Linked DNA regions of Mus musculus: all the other regions are linked to region 2. A link is a loop called in an ENCODE intact Hi-C map of the cell type or tissue named here. Cell type or tissue: left cerebral cortex. All regions are shown on one strand. Links, peaks and the distances in the headings refer to the core of each region. The heading gives the core; the rest is flanking DNA.

Region 1 (4,915 bases), core at 961-3,460, 280 kb before region 2:
GGCCCATGTGGTCATCAGTCTGCAGCACTAGGTTTACAGAAACAGCCCCTCACCGTTAACTGGGAATCCCTGGGAGACTCTACCAGATCCCACAGACTGACGAACAGCATTTATTTTTAATGAATAAGGGACCTTAGATAGTCACACATTTTGAAATTGATTTCGTTGAAATGAGGGAATGAAAGGAATTAAAAAATAATGTGCTTTTGAAAAATCCCTCTTTATTAAGATAATGAAGCCCCCCAGCAGTGTTCACTGCCAAGCGATCCAGATGATCTTTCTGGTGTCTCATCTGTGGGTATCTAACATTGACGTTTCTGAAACATGACTGTATTAAATATCCAGTAACTGACTACAAACTCTAAATAGCAGTGTCTTGATTTAAGGCGAAATATTTGACATGTGCATGGCATTTATTCTGTAGCTAAGGATTGTCTGTCTTTTTTGCCTATTGAGTATCTTAATTCTTTTTGACATCTTAAAGATTGTGACTTGGTTAGTAGTGTATGAAAGAAGTCAAATTGACACAGTGTCTCCTTTGTGCACAGTATCAGGCGCACACTGTGTCAGGATGTGTTGAATTTGGTTTAGTGTGTTGAAAACTTGGAGGAATATTTACGTTACTATAAAAGCAAATGCCTTTTGGCCATTTAAATGTATGATTAGGGAACAAGGCCCTCTGTTAAAGTGCTTTAGAGTTTAGATAAAAATAAAAAATCAGCCATTGAAGCAAATTCAAGGACGATAAATAAAATCCAGATCTCTGAATGTTCAAACTCCTAAATCAGTGGCAAATTAGGTAACACCCAAGGGCTGGAGATGTGAATATTACATAATGAAGATAATAAAGGAGTTGAATGTGATGTGACTCGGCCGCATGTTAGTAGCTAATTCCAGAAGGAAGGCTTTGCAGCCCTGTGTCGGCTGAGATGCATGTGTTCGGCTAAGTGGAAATCTTGGACGTTCTCTCATACACCCCATTATTTGTAATTGAACACCTGATTTCTATCATGCAACAAATTAACATCTGCACTGGATCTGTCTTTTATGCATATGGATACAGTGATTAGAATTTTGCAGATAGACAGATACCGGAAAACAAAAAGACAACATTGTGAAACACTTCCAGCCATAATTTTTGATTACATATTGAGAATCGTTTAATTATCTAACTCCATTTAATTAGCCCCTCTACTTAGGTCAATTGCTTTTTTTATTAACATGACATGTTAGCAATTTGTTAATTGGCATGAAATAACATGAGACTTTCTCGTGCTTCATATGAGAAATGCATGTGTATAAGCAAAGAAAGCATAATAAGGAAAACATGGAAGGGAGAATGTGTCATTTAGCCACCTTCTACCATTTCCCAGGACCACAGCCTTGAGTCTTTTGAATTTCCATCATTGTATTATTCAGGATGAGTCTGTTGGCTTGAAGGCTGAGGCATTTTTAGACCATGGTTATACACTTAAAATACAAGAGCTTTGCTACACAGTGGAGCCTGGTGAAAAGCAAACAGACAGATAAATCAATGCTAGCTGAAGGCAGGTAGACACAAGAACATAAATATTTAGCTAAGCAATTATTTTTAAAGGGTCTAGTCAATATTAAACCTTTAAGTGCCAAGTGTCTCTTCCTGGTCTACACTGCTGACGCAGTTCGGACTGTTTGAAGTGCTGTTTGTTTGCTTGTTTGTTTGTTGTTGAGACTGGATCTTGGTTTGTAGCCCAGGCTGGTCGCAGACTCACTGTGTGGCTCAGGTTGCCCGCTACCTCATTATCCTCCCTTCCCCCATCTTCTAAAAGTTGTGATTATACGCCACCACCTACCAGGAGAAAAACCCTCTTTATCAATGTTTTGTGTAAAAATTATTTTTACATATCAATAAAGATATTGGTTATACCCAGGAATTGTTTTGTGTTTTCTTTCAAAGAATTCTTCTAGATGTTGGCACAAAGAAACTACTATTAGTTCCTTGTATCGGGAAGTGGGTGTATAGCCATATACTGAACCACGCCCTTGCATGCTATCGACTATTTAAGTGCATGCTATCCTTGCATGCTATACCCACTATTTAAGTGGGAGGCGTTTTTCCTTATGAACCTTCACCTAGTTATATTACAACAACATCATAAATTTTAGGATTATTTTTGTGACACAAATGAAGGAATAGAGAATACCATCATTTTCTCTGGTGTTTATTTCCTTTTATTCTATTTTATTTCATATAGCCTGTGGTTACCTAATGCCAGGTTATGTCAGACCTCATAAGATTTAAGAGTGAAATGAGATTTGAGGATCAATAGGCCTTGTGTTCATGTTTTATAATGTAAACAATGAGAGCAAAAGTGGCGCAACTTTTTTAAAAATATTTGTGGCAAGCTAAAAGACATTTATAATTAATTTGTACTACATATGCTCTGGGCCAAACCCTAAGTCCAGCATTATAGCCTGTGAGGTGTCTCCGTTCTTGTAGGAAATACTTCTAGCCACTTGGGGGCACTGTTTTCAAATTTAAAGGACAAAAAGAAAAGGAGGAGAAAAAATGTTTGATTTATTTCAGTTTGAAAAGTTTCCCATTGTTCTATCTGTAACTCTAATTATATAGTTTTAGATAAAATGCCTTTTATATGTTTTGAAGTAGCTGAGGTTTTTAAATTTCTGATTAGCTATAAATTAAAACAGTGTTTCTCACACGACGCTCTCCAGAGCTAGAGCAGCAGCAACCACCTACCAGTGCTTGGCCACGCAGCTTCTCAGGCCATTCTCCAGCCTGTTGGGCTGCGGAATCCAAGGCTCCTGGTGCCCGGCAGGGTGACTTTCCACACCCTCTCCTTCAGAGATTGGCTTGCTTACTGACATTTGGTAGCCAACACATTGGAACGAATGCTGAAATGTTTTTTAGTGTTTATTTTACAATATATGCTTGGAATAATGTGCAAAATATCTGGCTTCGGGGGAGTGAAAGTCTTCTGTTGGTTTCAATATGTAGACTCTGAAGACAAGCAAATCTCCCTGTCCATAAATATACAGCTGTATGCATATGAGCTGCAACAGTTCCTGGTGGGCACCACCCTTCCCCAACCCCGCTCCAAAACATGTGATCAGGTAAAATTTGAGACAAATCTTTTGTTTTCTATCATGTAGATAAATTAGCCATTTATTTGCAAAACCTCTCTTCATGTGATAGTGTCAGAGACATGATCTGTAATTCATGATAACACTTCTTTTTTTTTTTAATTTTTTTATTAGGTATTTTCCTCGTTTACATTTCCAATGCTATCCCAAAGGTCCCCCATACCCACCCCTCCCCACTCCCCCTTTTTGGCCCTGGCGTTCCCCTGTACTGGGGCATATAAAGTTTGCAAGTCCAACGGACCTCTCTTTCCAGTGATGGCCGACTAGGCCATCTTTTGATACATATGCAGCTAGAGTCGAGAGCTCTGGGGTACTGGTTAGTTCATATTGTTGTTCCACCTATAGGGTTGCAAATCCCTTTAGCTCCTTGGATACTTTCTCTAGCTCCTCCATTGGGGGCCCTGTGATCCATCCAATAGCTGACTGTGAACATCCACTTCTGTGTTTGCTAGGCCCCGGCTAACAGTGTTTCCTAATATCTCTGGACTACATTTACACTTATTAAAAGACCTGTGATGTGTATTTGATAAATTGATCACCTGGATAAACTTTCAAGCATCTGGGAGACCATTCAGAATCTCTGTTTACAGTTAGAAAAAACAAACAAACAAACAAACAAACAAAAACTAATGGCGTAGGGAACTTCACAGTCCTTGCATTTTCTCAGCTCTGACAGCAGTACCAAGGCAGAACTCCTACACTCAGTCTCTCTAGTAAGCAGATGATTATCTTGCTCTGTTCACAAGAGTTCATCTGAACTATTTGAAGAGAATACCGTTGCTCTGAGGAAGAGACCCATCTAGAAGCCAAGACCATGGAGTTGGAACTTAGATTCTGCGCTCCCCTCTTATAGTGTTTCACCCTCCTCTTCACACCTCCTGGACCTCAGATGAGCCTCTTTGTTGTCTCTGTCTTCCGAGGATGCTCCTTGGGGGAACTGAAGGACAGTTTCTATTGAGGCAACTGAGGGAGTGATCACCCACATGCTGTAAGAATGTGCTCGGTAAGCTTGCTGTCCTTCCGGGAGATTCTCAGCTGCTCTGTGTCTTGCGATACTGTGCCCTTCACTCAAGAGGGCTGACTTTAGAAGGCACTTAAGAAGACATCCTTCTTTTATACTCTTTTGTCAAAATGCAGTTCCCTGTCAAGATATCCATGTGTAAATGAACGTCTTCATTTGCGAATACTTTTACATAGAACCATTCCAGGCAGCACAGGGTGCACATCACTTCATAGTATAAAGGATGAGGCTGTCCTTGTTAAGATATCAGACATCCTGATCAGACATTGCTTGCCAGATTCTGCACATATAAGAGGGAAAAGTCTTACATGGAGATAAATACTGATTTATAATCCCCAATAGCCAGAGTCTGTGCCTTCACCTTTAGCTATGACAATAATGTGAATCTTAAGCAAGGTCACAAGCTGTCTGTACTGTCCTGTACTAACTAATCCCTAAGGGCAGCCCTTAGCGTGGATTGTATAATATTTAAAAAGTATTTAAAAGTAGAAATTAATAATGAGATGTCGATGTATCATCTGAAGGAATAAATTCTACATACCCAATAAAATTGATGCAGTGTCTAAAGTAAAAATTGTAAAGATAAAAGTATAGACCACAGTGTTAGATATTAAGTAAATTGGTTTTCTGAGAGTTGAACGAACTTTGAGAAAGCGGTAATGAAGTGCATTGAGAATAGTCACCTGGCACATCAGCCCAGCCTGTGCAAAACAGTCAGGATCAGCACAGCCCAGCCTGTGCAGAACACAGTGT
Region 2 (8,896 bases), core at 2,828-5,327:
TAAGAATAGACTTTATTGAATATACGATATCTTTTTCTTCTTACCTTGGAGTATTTGCACTCTCTGCTCTCAGCCCTTATGTTGAACTGATATGCACCCCGGGGTGAGCATTTATGTTGTGGGGCTGGCTTTTGAACTCTCACTAGTTCATGACCTGGACATGGAACCCAAATCAGCTAAATGAATTTGGATATTTTCCATAGACTCATTAGGAGCAATCATTATAAAATTTTATTTTAGTAAAACAAACCCCAAGGTGCTCACGAATCCTGATGAGCAAAACCAAAACCATTGAGATGGAGATGATCCCAGAAAGCAGCCAAGGTGGAGACTGAGGGACGGGCCAAGGCTCAACATCTGACGTTCCCCATGTTGAGATGTGTCTGGCTGTCATTTGAACTTGTAGTTGCCTTCTTGGTTTAAGTTATTGTGTGCTGCATTTCAGCTACTCTAACCAAGAGTCCTGGACATGTGCTGACATTACACAGAGATGAAAAAAAAAAAAAAAAAAAAGGGAGCTTGGGAAGCAACAGAAATAGTCCACCTTAAGGAACAAGGTAGCCCACTGATCTTTCTCACAGAACTCTTGCAGCTCCGACTTAAAATTGTATGTGTGAGTGTGTGTGTGTGTGTGTGTGTGTGTGAGAGAGAGAGAGAGAGAGAGAGAGAGAGAGAGAGAGGTATGCAAATTTGGGTCATAAAACTGAAAAAGAGGTCATAACAGGGGAGGAAGGAATCTTCAGTGAGGTGAGAAACAGAGACTAATGGAATACAGTAAGTAAGCAGAAAGGTGACTAACTGGGTAAAGAGAAAGCCTGATGCGCAGGAGAAGAGGAAATGTGAAAGATGACAACACAGAACAATGACGCATCTCTGCACGATGGTGCCACAGTGACGCGCATGACTCCACTGAGGGTGAATCAGCGCCATCCTTAAAGACTAAGGTTTGACTGATCTTCAACCTTACGTTTCCATGTAGCAGAACGAACTGTGTGCAGCTAAGCTAGGTTGTGGCTTATCTTCTGAATAGTTCCAAGTTGTTTCCTTGAGGAACGTGCAGAGATGAAACTGAACGAAAGGCTGGAGCGAGTGTGCTAGCTTTTGTACAAAGAATTCGTTTTTCTACCAGTGCTTTCCACCTCATCCTTGGGAATGCCACAGGGTACAAAGCCTCGGCCTGCCCAGTAGAACGTCCCCATCCAGCTGGAAGCCTCCACTCGGGGCTGCATTTCCACCTCAGCTGAGTCATGTCATCTTTACGTCAGCATGAAAATATTAAGCACTTCTAATTGTGCTTGAGATCAACATTAGAAGGCATTCGGAAGAGAAGCTAAGTCACTCTGAGGTTCAGCTGGCTCAGCTCACCTTTCTGAATGCAACTTGGTTTTTTTGTTTTTTTGTTTTTTTTCCTGTCTGTTTCAGATGGTGGCCAGAACTTCAATATGCTTTTTCTGATGCCTTAGGCTTCTTTATTCTTTTTCTAAAGCCTGCCTCTTCAACACAGGGTTGTCTGCCACTATGTGGTGGGTCTCCATGCTGGCAGCTCAAATGGCATGGTTCTTTTTCTTCTCCTCCATTCGCCTCCCCTGGGTGGTTGCAGCAACTTACAGATTGCCTGCCCTAGGGTCTATTTTTCTCTCTCCTAAACTTTAATAAAGTTACCCTCAAGAGTTAAAAAAAGAAAGAATGCATTAGGACAAAATATTTTTGTCTGAGAGACTCACCAATAAAACTTCCAAGTTCAGAGATAAATTTGTCAAGCTGTGACCTTGGTGACATGGAAAGAGAGAAGGCAGCTAAAGCATACAGAAGGGCAGGTTATTGTGGACTCTAGTCTCTCTGGGACAAGACAAGAAGGCACTTAGAATTAATCATGACCCTATCTTTACCTTGCAGGTTACTAGAAACTTAGTATTTTTCTCTACAAAGTGGAGTGATAATAATATTAGTAATTATGATGTCAGTAGTCTCAAACTCGTTTTCTGGCCTAAATAAGCACACATTTCTGTTGCTTGGGTTTTCTTCTCCCTTGAATTACAACTAATTCTCCCATAAACAAAAGCACCTCACTGAAAGTGCTGTCTGTGACCGGACACATTCTGATGTCTCTGGTGTTCTCAATTAAAAATAAAATGCGAAGCAAGTAGCCTGTGCTTCCCTGCAGAATCCAAATTCAACCTCTTAGGAAGGACTGACTCCTGGGATGGATTCAACCTTGGTTTTGACAGAGGAATCAGCTGGCTAACCAGAATCTAGATCTTGGAGTGGCATTCCATCTTCAGGTAGTTCTCCATAGAAACAATGTTTATATTTGTATAATTGACATGTGAAACCACAGCAGGGTATATCCATTGTAGCTTCTGGAGTTCCGGGGACTTGGGTTCGAGTTTCATGTGTACTTATTAAGTATGTCAAATCGGTTAGGTTGCCATAGCTCTTGAGATGAATTTGTCTGATCTGTAAGACACAGATAACCTGTGCTGTGACCAGGGGACACATAGATCATGTCAAAGCACTGTCACATCTAAGGAGGACTGGGGCATGATGGCATTCCTCACAAGAAGAGTAGAACCAAGGCAAGACAACTAGGAAAACAGAAGCAAACAACTAATACACGCCTCTTACATCCTATAGTGCACAGCGATTCTACTTCAAGAGCTTTACCTACATATGTACGCCCACACGCATGCAAGCATACTTATGATCACCGAGTATTATTTTAATATTTTCTGAAACAAATCCTATAGGCTTATCTTGGGGACTCAGAGTTGTTCAGAGAACTGCTGTGCTAATTTTAAAAGTGAGGTGAGTCCTTGCAGAGTGAGCTGTTGAGATGCTCAAAGATGAAAGTTAGGCCAGTCAAGGAATTTACAGAAGTCTATGATATTGTGACATCATCTGTGGACGTGGTACATTCACACCCAGCTCTCAGTGATAGAGGTTGCTGTAAGAAGGTAGTTGGTTTTCTACTAATTCTACTAATGTGTCCATTTTAGACAGGATGGAATTCATTATTTTGAGCATGGATACATACATACATTCTTATGGGCAGTAAGAAATTATGTAGATGTAACCTAAAATGTCACAAATTTCCCTGATCATAGAGGCCTTTGAACGGCAGTGAGACATCACACTGGCTAAGAGTCAGCTCTTCTGAGTCGATTGAAGGCAGCAATATGGTAGAAGTAAGAGGAGTTCTGAGGCCATCGATGAAAGGACAGAGGCTTATGAAGGGTTACAGCACGGGAGTGGAAAATGAACGACCAGATACTGCGGCTACGTTCAAGGCAAAGTCAATGAGGCCTGACAGTGGACCAACTCCTCAGTGTAAGTAACTCACAGCCTTCGACCGTAATTTCAATATCTTTGGTCTAAGAAACAGGCAGAGTAACTGTCCAGCAAGACTCTTTTCTCTTGCCTACTTGTTTTGAACCCCGCCCTCACTTTCTCCCATGCTCTTACTTGTTTGGTATATGAGGAGACAGCAACCTACAGACAGCGGATTATAAAATACAGTTGGGACTGCACGTGTAAATTGCTATCAGAGAAAAGAGGAAGCCCGAGCCAAGGACAACCGCATCTTAGATGTTCACTACCTTTGATATGAAGATCAAAAGATAGCTTCATAGCCCTGGGAAAGCCCGCAAAAAAAAAAAAAAAATCCTGTCAAGAGCGTAGAACCTCAATATGAACACCCGGAGCCGATTATCCAAGAAAGCACGTGGCTTTTGTAAGCTTCAGATCTTCTTCAAATGGATGCATGTAACCGGAACCCATCTGAGTTATGTTTGGTATCTGTGTTATGGGTTCCTTAATGTTTGTTGTGACTTAGCATATTTGAACAGTTTCTTTTGGGTTAATCGAATTTCAGGTTTAAGTACCCATCAATGCTGCACGCAACTTGAGCTAGCTCTTTTGAACTGTAATAAACCCTTATGGCACGTCAGCTGTTTCTTCTGTTACAAATCTATGGTGCAAGGGTTGGTTCTTTAGCATTGACATAGGGATTAGCGTACAGCTTTACCCGATTAAAGTAATTAATTCTTGACTAACTCCTACAACTTAAATATTTACAACTGTGTACCAAGTTCAAAGGAAAAACAAAAAGGTAAAATTTGGTGCCACCCAGTGGCAAATTCGTAAATTGCAGCCTAGAGACATTGTGAGGAAAAGAAAAAGATTTTCAAAGAGAAACTCATTACAATCCACAGACACAATGATAAGTGATTTGAAATCATAGTTAACGGAAATGCGGAATTAAAAATGAATTAAAGTATGGAATCGGGAGCATGTAGGGCTGTAAAGAAGGCTCGGCAGTGGCAAAGGCTTGTTCTTTCAGAGAACCTAGATTCGGATCTCAGCACGCTAAGCCTGACTCCAGAGCTCCGAGGGATTGATTCCGAGCCTTCTGCTAACTTATGCTGCATCCTATATGCATGTAGTACGTAAAAACTCATGAAAGCAAATACAAACACGTACAAATAGAATAAAATAAACCACAAAAGAAAGGTGATTTGCTGTGGAATTATCTAATAAAGTAGCAGCATGCTATCTATCCACACGATGAACATAAAGCTGGAGAATTTATTTTTTAAAATTATAAGATGCAAACAGCAAACACATTACAGATGATTTGAAGTCATACTTTACTGAAATGCCGAATTACAAAATGAATTAAAAGATGGACTCAGGAGCATTAAGGGCTGGAAAGATCTGGCAACTTCTAAAGCAGATAAATAATATTTCACATTAAATTAAATATTTGTCTATACTTACTGAACATTGTGAATTTTGAGTCACTTAGAGAGAAAACTATGGAACATGCCTCCAGTTCTAAAATTAGAAGTGAAAATCCCCGGTAAGTAGAATGGAGACATTGGTAGGCATGTATTTTGAAATTCAACCTCCCCATTGGGGTATTTTGTTCAAGTGCCAGGAAGTCTTTATCTTCTAGGGAGAGGAGTGACCATATGTATTAGAGAACACCTTTAGTGAGACTTCAAATTCAGGATTTGAATTTCTTTGGATACAGCCTTGGTTGTTGAATGAGACAGCTAAAGAATGACTCTGGTTTCAGTAGTGTGTGTGGGAGGTGGAGTGTGTGTGTGTGTGTGTGTGTGTGTGTGTGTGTGAGTGTGTGTGTGTGTGTGTGTGTGTGTGAATGTGTGTGTGTGAGTGTGTGTGTGTGAGTGTGTGTGTGTGTGTGAGTGTGTGTGAGTGTGTGTGTGTGTGTGTGAATGTGTGTGTGTGTGAGTGTGTGTGTGAGTGTGTGTGTGTGTGTGTGTGAGTGTGTGTGTGAGTGTGTGTGTGTGTGAGTGTGTGTGTGAGTGTGTGTGTGAGTGTGTGTGTGTGTGAATGTGTGTGTGTGTGAATGTGTGTGTGTGTGAGTGTGTGTGTGTGAGTGTGTGTGTGTGTGTGTGAGTGTGTGTGTGAGTGTGTGTGTGTGAGTGTGTGTGTGTGTGAGTGTGTGTGTGTGTGTGAATGTGTGTGTGTGTGTGTGTGAGTGTGTGTGTGTGAGTGTGTGTGTGTGTGTGTGTGAGTGTGTGTGTGAGTGTGTGTGTGTGTGTGAGTGTGTGTGTGTGTGAATGTGTGTGTGTGTGAGTGTGTGTGTGTGAGTGTGTGTGTGTGTGAGTGTGTGTGTGTGTGTGTGTGAGTGTGTGTGTGAGTGTGTGTGTGTGTGAGTGTGTGTGTGTGTATGTGAATGTGTGTGTGTGTGAGTGTGTGTGTGTGAGTGTGTGTGTGTGTGAGTGTGTGTGTGTGTGTGTGAGTGTGTGTGTGAGTGTGTGTGTGTGTGAGTGTGTGTGTGTGTATGTGAATGTGTGTGTGTGAGTGTGTGTGTGTGAGTGTGTGTGTGTGTGTGTGTGTGAGTGTGTGTGTGAGTGTGTGTGTGTGTGTGTGAGTGTGTGTGTGTGTGAATGTGTGTGTGTGTGAGTGTGTGTGTGTGAGTGTGTGTGTGTGTGTGTGTGAGTGTGTGTGTGAGTGTGTGTGTGTGTGAGTGTGTGTGTGTGTGTGTGTGAGTGTGTGTGTGTGAGTGTGTGTGTGTGTGTGTGTGTGTGAGTGTGTGTGTGTTTGTGTGTGTGTGTGTGTGTGTTGGGGGGGTGTTCTCTCTTATACTCAAGTCTGGGCAGGCAATGCTGGGCTGCAGTGGTAAGGCTCCAGTGCCATCTGAGACCCAGGCTCCTCTGTCTGTGGCTCTGTGGCCTTGAACATGAAGCTTTGTCCTCCGGATGTATGGTGGCTGCCCTGTTCCTCACACTCGGAGGTTTCTCTACACATACCCATTGTTCTGTTTTGTTTGAGACAGGGTTTCTCTGCCCTTTGCTTTTGCCTCTTTTCTATGAAAACTGTCACTTCCAATGACATACAACACCAATATACACCACAAACACTGAATCAATAAGTGCCCAATTTATTTACATTTACGTTTATTTATGTGTAGATGGAAAGAAGCTACTGTGATCACTGCCATCTAAGCAGTGGTCTGGAAGGCAGTGGTGCCTTGGCTGAACACTGTGATAATCTCCTAAGGAGCTTGAAGAGAATCCCACAATCCAACCTTCGGTTTTGTTTGATCTATGCTGTGGTTGAGACTTTAGGTCTTCTCACATTATTTCAATTTAGCAAGACTTGAAATCACTGACCTGGTCACTTGTAGACATCAGGACCACCCAGGGCCTTTCTAAAAGAACATCAGTGCTCCACTCAGGTTCATTTCAGTATGTCACAGAAAGTCTGCAGTGTAGTGTGGCTCTGTTCTCATTGTTCTCACCCGACGCCTTCTGCACAGGTACACTCACACATGCACACACATATACACACAGACACATACACACACACACACACACACACACACTCATACACACACATACACACAGGTGCACACACACATGCAAACGCACATGGACACACATTCTGTACACGTACATGCACACATGCACACACATATACACACATACACATGCACACATACACACAGGTGCACATACACATGTACATACACATGCAAACACACATGGACACACATACACACTCAAACACACATGCACACACAAATACACAAATGCAAACACAGGCATACACATATGCACACACATATACACACACATGCAAACACTTGTGTACATATATACACACATGTGCACACACACATACTCCTAGAATAATTCTAATTATATAATTGTAGGTTAGAAGAGCTACACATTAAAGAGATTTTTTTTCTGTGATTTTATTTTTCTGGTGATTGTACATATACTGAGTTATACTAAATATGTACAACTAATCTGATCTATAAATGAAAATTGTGATACAAGAAAACTGCAACTTTATTGCATCTATATTAAATTTAGCCCTTCCCACATGAGCATCTCTTTTAAAAATCTTCAGTTTCCTCCAAGTTCAGCTGGGATGGCAAAGTGTCTTGAAACTAAAATTATCATTAATTCTTAGAAATAAAAAAATAATTATCACTCTACATATCATGTTTAAGTGTAGTTTCCTAATGTTTTCCGTTGTTTTTTTAATGGATTTTTAACTTTTCTTTTCTTTTTAAAATATTTTTTATTATTACGTATTTTCCTCAATTACATTTAGAATGCTATCCCAAAAGTCCCCCATACCCTCCCCCCCCACTTCCCTACCCACCCATTCCCATTTTTTGGCCCTGGCATTCCCCTGTACTGGGGCAGGCATATAAAGTTTGCCTGTCCAATGGGTCTCTCTTTCCAGTGATGACTTACTAGGCCATCTTTTGATACATATGCAGCTAGATTCAAGAGCTCCAGGGTACTGGTTAGTTCATAATGTTGTTGCACCTACAGGGTTGCAGATCTCTTTAGCTCCTTGGGGACTTTCTCTAGCTCCTCCATTGGGGGCCCTGTGCTCCATCCAATAGCTGACTGTGAGCATCTACTTATGTGTTTGCTAGGCCCCAGCCTAGTCTCACAAGAGACAGCTATATCAGTATGTTTGAACTACTTGCCACTTTTAAATAGAGAACACTTGTCATTTTGTCTTTCGAAGATCACAGAGACAATTTCTTCAGAGGACAGGCTCTTCAGAAGCCATGATATCTCTATACTTACAGATTTTAGACTAATATGAAGCTTTTCTATTTTGTGTGTATATATATATTCCTACGTTTTAAAGTATCTAGGACAGCAAGCATGGTGTCACTGCCTGCAGTGAGCCAGGCCCTCCCATATCAATCAAGAAAATGCCCCATAGTCTTGTTCAGAGGACACTATCAACTGAGGTTCCCTCTTTCTAAATGACTCTACCTTAGCTAATACACTCATGACCTCATCTGTTGGCAGGAATGGTGATGGTGAGGATAGTAAAAGTAGACTTTATCAATTTTGTAAAATGCCATAATTAATTAAGGTCACTACTCAGTGCAATAGATCAATAAATCTTACTCCTCCAGTGTGTTTTTATTTTAAAATACAATTATTTATTTTTATTTAACATATATGAGTGTTTTGCTTCCATGTACATATGTGTAGCACATGTGTGTTTGCTGCCAGAGGAGATCAGAGAGCACTGGATCCTCTGAAACTCGAGTTCTTGATGGTTGTGAGAGCACCTGCCACTTGGGTGCTGAGAACTGAACATCTGGATTCTACAAGAGCAGTAAGTACTCTTAAGGGTTGAGCCATCTCTCCAGCCCCCATGTTTCTTCAGTTTAAGTGAAACATTTGCCATTTAACCAATTTATTCTCATTTTCTAATTTTCGCCTTCCTCCTTAGAAGTACTTGGCATGGTTGGAGGCCATGTTGGGTACTTCATTGGATGCTCTCATTAGATGTCCCTACTGGATGCCCTCATTGCATGCCCTCATTGGATACCCTCACTGGATGCTCTCATTGGATACCCTTCTCACTGGATGCCCTTCTCATT
Region 3 (4,915 bases), core at 961-3,460, 280 kb before region 2:
GTGCAGAACACAGTGTAGATCAGCACAGCATAGCCTGTGCAGAACACAGTGTAGATCAGCACAGCATAGCCTGTGCAGAACACAGTGTAGATCAGCCCAGCACAGCCTGTGCAGAACACAGTGTAGATCAGCACAACCCAGCCTGTGCAGAACACAGTGTAGATCAGCACAGCATAGCCTGTGCAGAACACAGTGTAGATCAGCACAGCATAGCCTGTGCAGAACACAGTGTAGATCAGCACAACCCAGCCTGTGCAGAACACAGTGTAGATCAGCACAGCATAGCCTGTGCACAACACAGTGTAGATCAGCACAGCATAGCCTGTGCAGAACACAGTGTAGATCAGCACAGCATGGCCTGTGCAGAACACAGTGTAGATCAGCCCAGCATGGCCTGTGCAGAACACAGTGTAGATCAGCCCAGCATGGCCTGTGCAGAACACAGTGTAGATCAGCCCAGCATGGCCTGTGCAGAACACAGTGTAGATCAGCACGGCCCAGCCTGTGCAGAACACAGTGTAGATCAGCACGGCCCAGCCTGTGCAGAACACAGTGTAGATCAGCCCAGCATGGCCTGTGCAGAACACAGTGTAGATCAGCACAGCATAGCCTGTGCAGAACACAGTGTAGATCAGCCCAGCACAGCCTGTGCAGAACACAGTGTAGATCAGCACAACCCAGCCTGTGCAGAACACAGTGTAGATCAGCACAGCATAGCCTGTGCAGAACACAGTGTAGATCAGCCCAGCATGGCCTGTGCAGAACACAGTGTAGATCAGCCCAGCATGGCCTGTGCAGAACACAGTGTAGATCAGCAAGGCCCAGCCTGTGCAGAACACAGTGTAGATCAGCACGGCCCAGCCTGTGCAGAACACAGTGTAGATCAGCCCAGCATGGCCTGTGCAGAACACAGTGTAGATCAGCACAGCATAGCCTGTGCAGAACACAGTGTAGATCAGCACAGCATAGCCTGTGCAGAACACAGTGTAGATCAGCACAGCATAGCCTGTGCAGAACACAGTGTAGATCAGCACAGCATAGCCTGTGCAGAACACAGTGTAGATCAGCACAGCATAGCCTGTGCCGAACACAGTGTAGATCAGCACGGCATAGCCTGTGCAGAACACAGTGTAGATCAGCACAGCATAGCCTATGCAGAACACTAGATTCCATTAAGAAGCAGATAATGCTGGGCAACAACTGAATAGGACAGTGTGCTCAGGAATCCAGTTTTGACACCAACATTTAAGACTGATTGGCATTCTGTTTTCTAAGGGAAAAGTAACGCATGCTCTTAATGGAAGCAAAACGAACTAAGCAAAACTATTTCGGCTCTATGAAGAGAAGGTGGAGAAAGTCATTTACAGATCATCGTCTGCTAAGAACTCGCTCTTTCTCACTCTCTAATTGGTATTCATTTTTTAAAAAATCCGTAATTACCATTAGATTGGCTTTGATTCTTCTCTGCAGAATTATCTTGATCTAGCAAAGATTTATGTGATAACAGTTCAGATATTTATCCCCAACTTCATATGTAAAAGGAGGTGGTTTTGCTTATGGTTAAATTTTAAAATTAGGACCCGGAATGCTTTTTAATAGCTAGTGAAATAAATGTTCTGCTCAGCATGGTCCTAGCAGCTAAGTTGTTGTGTAGGTGGTAGTGACTGAACCTATAGCTTCGCTCAAGCCACTGAGCGACAGGTTCAGTCACCAACGGTGGGTTTCTTTCTCATTAGATCCATTTTTGACCTATGAATATATGACTCTAAAATGGTTCCATTGAGGTGAAAATATTGAGTTATTTGAACTAATGCATGTTAGAGTCCTCGAAAAAGTACTGATTCCTTGCACACACAAATCCCTTAAAATGAAAGAAGAGAAAAGTGCAGGTTTTATACCCAAGTTGTAAGAGGAGTGACTTCAGGGCATCTTTGGAGGCAGCTGCGTAGATCATTTGACAAAAGGAGTGAGGCGTGTGTCCACTAGATGGCGCTAGCGTTCCCCACAAATAGAAGCTATTGACTACAGACTTGGGGTTAAGAAGCACTATTTACAGACTGGAGTCACCAAGACATTTTCTTTTCAAAAATGCAAAAATAAGAGGTTAGAAGGAGGTGAAGTGGCAGTTCATTTTGGACATCTCAAGCTTGTCAAGACACTTTACTGAATTAATATAGAGCAGCTTTAATATGTGGTGATATGTGGTAATTACAGCTACCACAAGGTCAGAGCTATCTGACATTGAAATGCCGAAATGTTGGATAGATGTCAAAGGTTGTTCTTCTTCTTTTCTGTTGACTCTTTGGATTTCATTTTCCATTTTATTTCATTTCTACAGGCTACAGGCTACAGACTTGTAGGCACAGAAATCACAAACATGGCATTATTGAGCTTTAAGCTAAAGGAGGAAAAAAACATATGAACCTAGAGAAGTGAATTCGAACCCCTTCGGACGCAGGTTTCTTGTTACCGTTGGCTTTGTTATTCGTTCTCCTGCACAGAAAATGAGAGGAATCTTGAACTTCAAAGTAGAGTTTCCTGTAATAGTGTGCAGTTAGTTTGTTTGGGGTTGGGTGATAAATAGAGTGAATGTAAGAAATTTCGTAGCTTTGAAAGCTAAAGCTGGTCTCTAGAAATTTCCCTTGTTGGGATTGGACAGATGGCTCAGTGGGTAAGAACCCTGGCTGCTCTTGTAAAGTGCCCTGGGCCTAGCACCCACATGGCAGCTCACAACTGTCTATAACTCCAATCCCTGGGGATTTGACACCATCTCTGGCCTCTGCAGGTACCAGGCATGTGTGTGGTACACAGACATACACGCAAGAAAAATACTCGAGCTGGAGAGATGGCTCAGTGGTTAAGAGCACTGACTGCTCTTCCAGAGGTCCTGAGTTCAGTTCCCAGCAACCACATGGTGACTCACAACCATCTGTGATGGGATCTGATGCCCTCTCCTGGTGTGTCTGAAGAGAGCAATTGTGTACTCATATACATAAATAAATCATAATTTTTTTAAAAAGGGAAAAAAGAAAAATACTCAGACACATAAAAATGAATATTCTAAAAAATATTTAGTGTAACTTTTGAAGGATTCAATGAAATAGGGCTGAGAAACACTTTTCAACTTCATTCTTTATTTAAGAAGATTACTTTGGCATTGACTGTGTGCACGCATATGCGTGTGCATGAGTGTGTGTGTGTGTGTGTGTGTGTGTGTGTGTGTGTGTATGTGAGTATGCACAAGAGACACAACACACACATGGTGACCAGAGCACTGGCTCTTACCATGCTTGTCCTAGCATTGAACTCTGGTCCTGAAGGTGGCAGCAGGTGCCTTTACTTGTCAAGCTGTCTCAGCAGCTTGAGAATAAACCTCTGAAATACTCCCTGGGACACAGGGCTTAAGTGTGTCTACTATTGAGATGAAGACTATCTATTGTAGCACACAGAGTACAACATTAAAACAATCTAGCTATTCTTTCCCCTGTACTATTTTAAATACAGTTTTTCATTTGGTAGGCCTGGCTGCCCTGCCACTAGCTATGTAGATCAGCATGGTTGTAACCTCACAGAGATCTGCCTGCCTCTGCCTCTCAGATGCTAAGATTAAAAGATTTCACCACCATACCCATTTTGTTCTGCGTTGGTTTGCTTACGTGGTTTTTTTTTTAATTTGTTTGTTGGATTGTTTGTTGTTTGTTTTTGAGATGAGCTTATGTCATGTTGGCCTGGAACTCATTTAGCCCAGGTTGGCTTTGAACTCTTAATCCTTCTGTTTTAGCCTTCCATGTGCTGAATAAACACTAGTAGCCCAGGCTGTCTCCTCTTATTCACCAGACAGGAGTAATTTTTATATCTACATATATAGATGTTTTGTCTGCATATATGTCTATGTGCCTGGGTGTGCATGCTACCTGTGGGAGCCAGGAGAGAGCATCGGATCTCTGGGAACTGGAGTTCCAAGCTAAGGTGGTGCTTTCCTGGTTCTTGGAATTGCACCTGGGTCCTCTGCAAGAGCAGCAAGTGTTCTTAGCCCATCTGCCATCTCTCTAGCCCCCAGTATAAAAATTGTTCTGTCCTATTATTACTAATACCACTAACAACCCTTTGGTTTATTCTGTCGCTTGAAAGGCCTTTTCACTGGCTGCATACCATTCTGCTACGGTTTAGGCAGTTATTTCCATTCCCTTTCTAGCACTGACAAGAGCCTGCGGAAACCATTCTTGCTCCGTTTATCTCTCTCCCTTCCCTCCCAGCTATGCAGCCTCCCCATCCATTGCCACACACTCATCTATATTCTGCAAAAACAAAAACAATTGCATAGCAACAACAACAAAACAACCAAACTCAAACTGCATCTGTTTGTTTCCAGACACAGGTTTCTGCATTACAGTGGTCTCCTGCTGCCTCCTTGCTCTCTCCCCTCCGTGGCCATGCCTTCCTTGAAGGATAGCTAACTACAAAGCAAAAATAAGCCCTTTATATAGAAGCCCTGTATACATAAATACGGGATCCTGTCCCTGTATATATCTCATGGGCCAAATCTGACTATGCTTAGTTCCATACAGCATTGTCTTTGACTAGACTGTCTATCTAATAAGACTGGAAATTTTAAGCCTATCTCTGATAGAAATAAGCCACATATTCCAGTATTTTATCATGTATCGGCCAACTGCCTCATTTGTTCAGTACTTGGACAGAGAAGCCCAGTATTGCTACCAGATAGATCCCAACGTTTATATATATGTCCATTTTCTTTTAAAACACGTGGACATTAAATTTCTGCTGTCACTTTGAGGTCTTTAGACATTGAATATCCTCTGATTCTGATGGAGAGCCATCTGTGATACTTGAGATTGAAGCTGTCTACATCAGGGATTCTGAAGCCATCAGAGTCGCTTTGGGGGTAGGGGTA

Evidence for each region. Peaks named below come from ENCODE experiments on the same cell type or tissue, not always from the same donor. Only the 100,000 strongest peaks of a DNase experiment are listed, where the experiment ranks them.
Region 1: it touches region 2 in a loop (7-fold over the local background); 34 of 42 quality-filtered maps call a loop at or near these places.
Region 3: a loop joins it to region 2, with 12 times the contacts of the local background. A loop is called at or near these places in 34 of 42 quality-filtered maps.

What each region holds. Positions count from the first base shown.
Region 1 is chr6:23,460,642-23,465,556 of GRCm38, reverse strand. All of the region lies in intron 8 of Cadps2 (Ca2+-dependent activator protein for secretion 2), which reads left to right. Among named protein-coding and RNA genes, the nearest start is that of Gm38775, 110 kb to the left of the region's middle. In left cerebral cortex, for the core only: a CTCF peak has its summit at 2,495 (motif pointing right); a DNase peak (open chromatin) is centred at 2,488.
Region 2 is chr6:23,175,531-23,184,426 of GRCm38, reverse strand. 4930554P06Rik (RIKEN cDNA 4930554P06 gene) reads left to right here and starts at 2,912. Exons shown (of 2, transcript NR_167898.1): 1 at 2,912-2,954; 2 at 3,105-3,946. In left cerebral cortex, for the core only: a CTCF peak has its summit at 4,131 (motif pointing left); a DNase peak (open chromatin) is centred at 4,138; H3K4me3 peaks cover 274 bases.
Region 3 is chr6:23,455,023-23,459,937 of GRCm38, reverse strand. All of the region lies in intron 8 of Cadps2 (Ca2+-dependent activator protein for secretion 2), which reads left to right. Among named protein-coding and RNA genes, the nearest start is that of Gm38775, 110 kb to the left of the region's middle. In left cerebral cortex, for the core only: CTCF peaks have their summits at 1,786 and 1,989 (motif pointing right); a DNase peak (open chromatin) is centred at 1,992.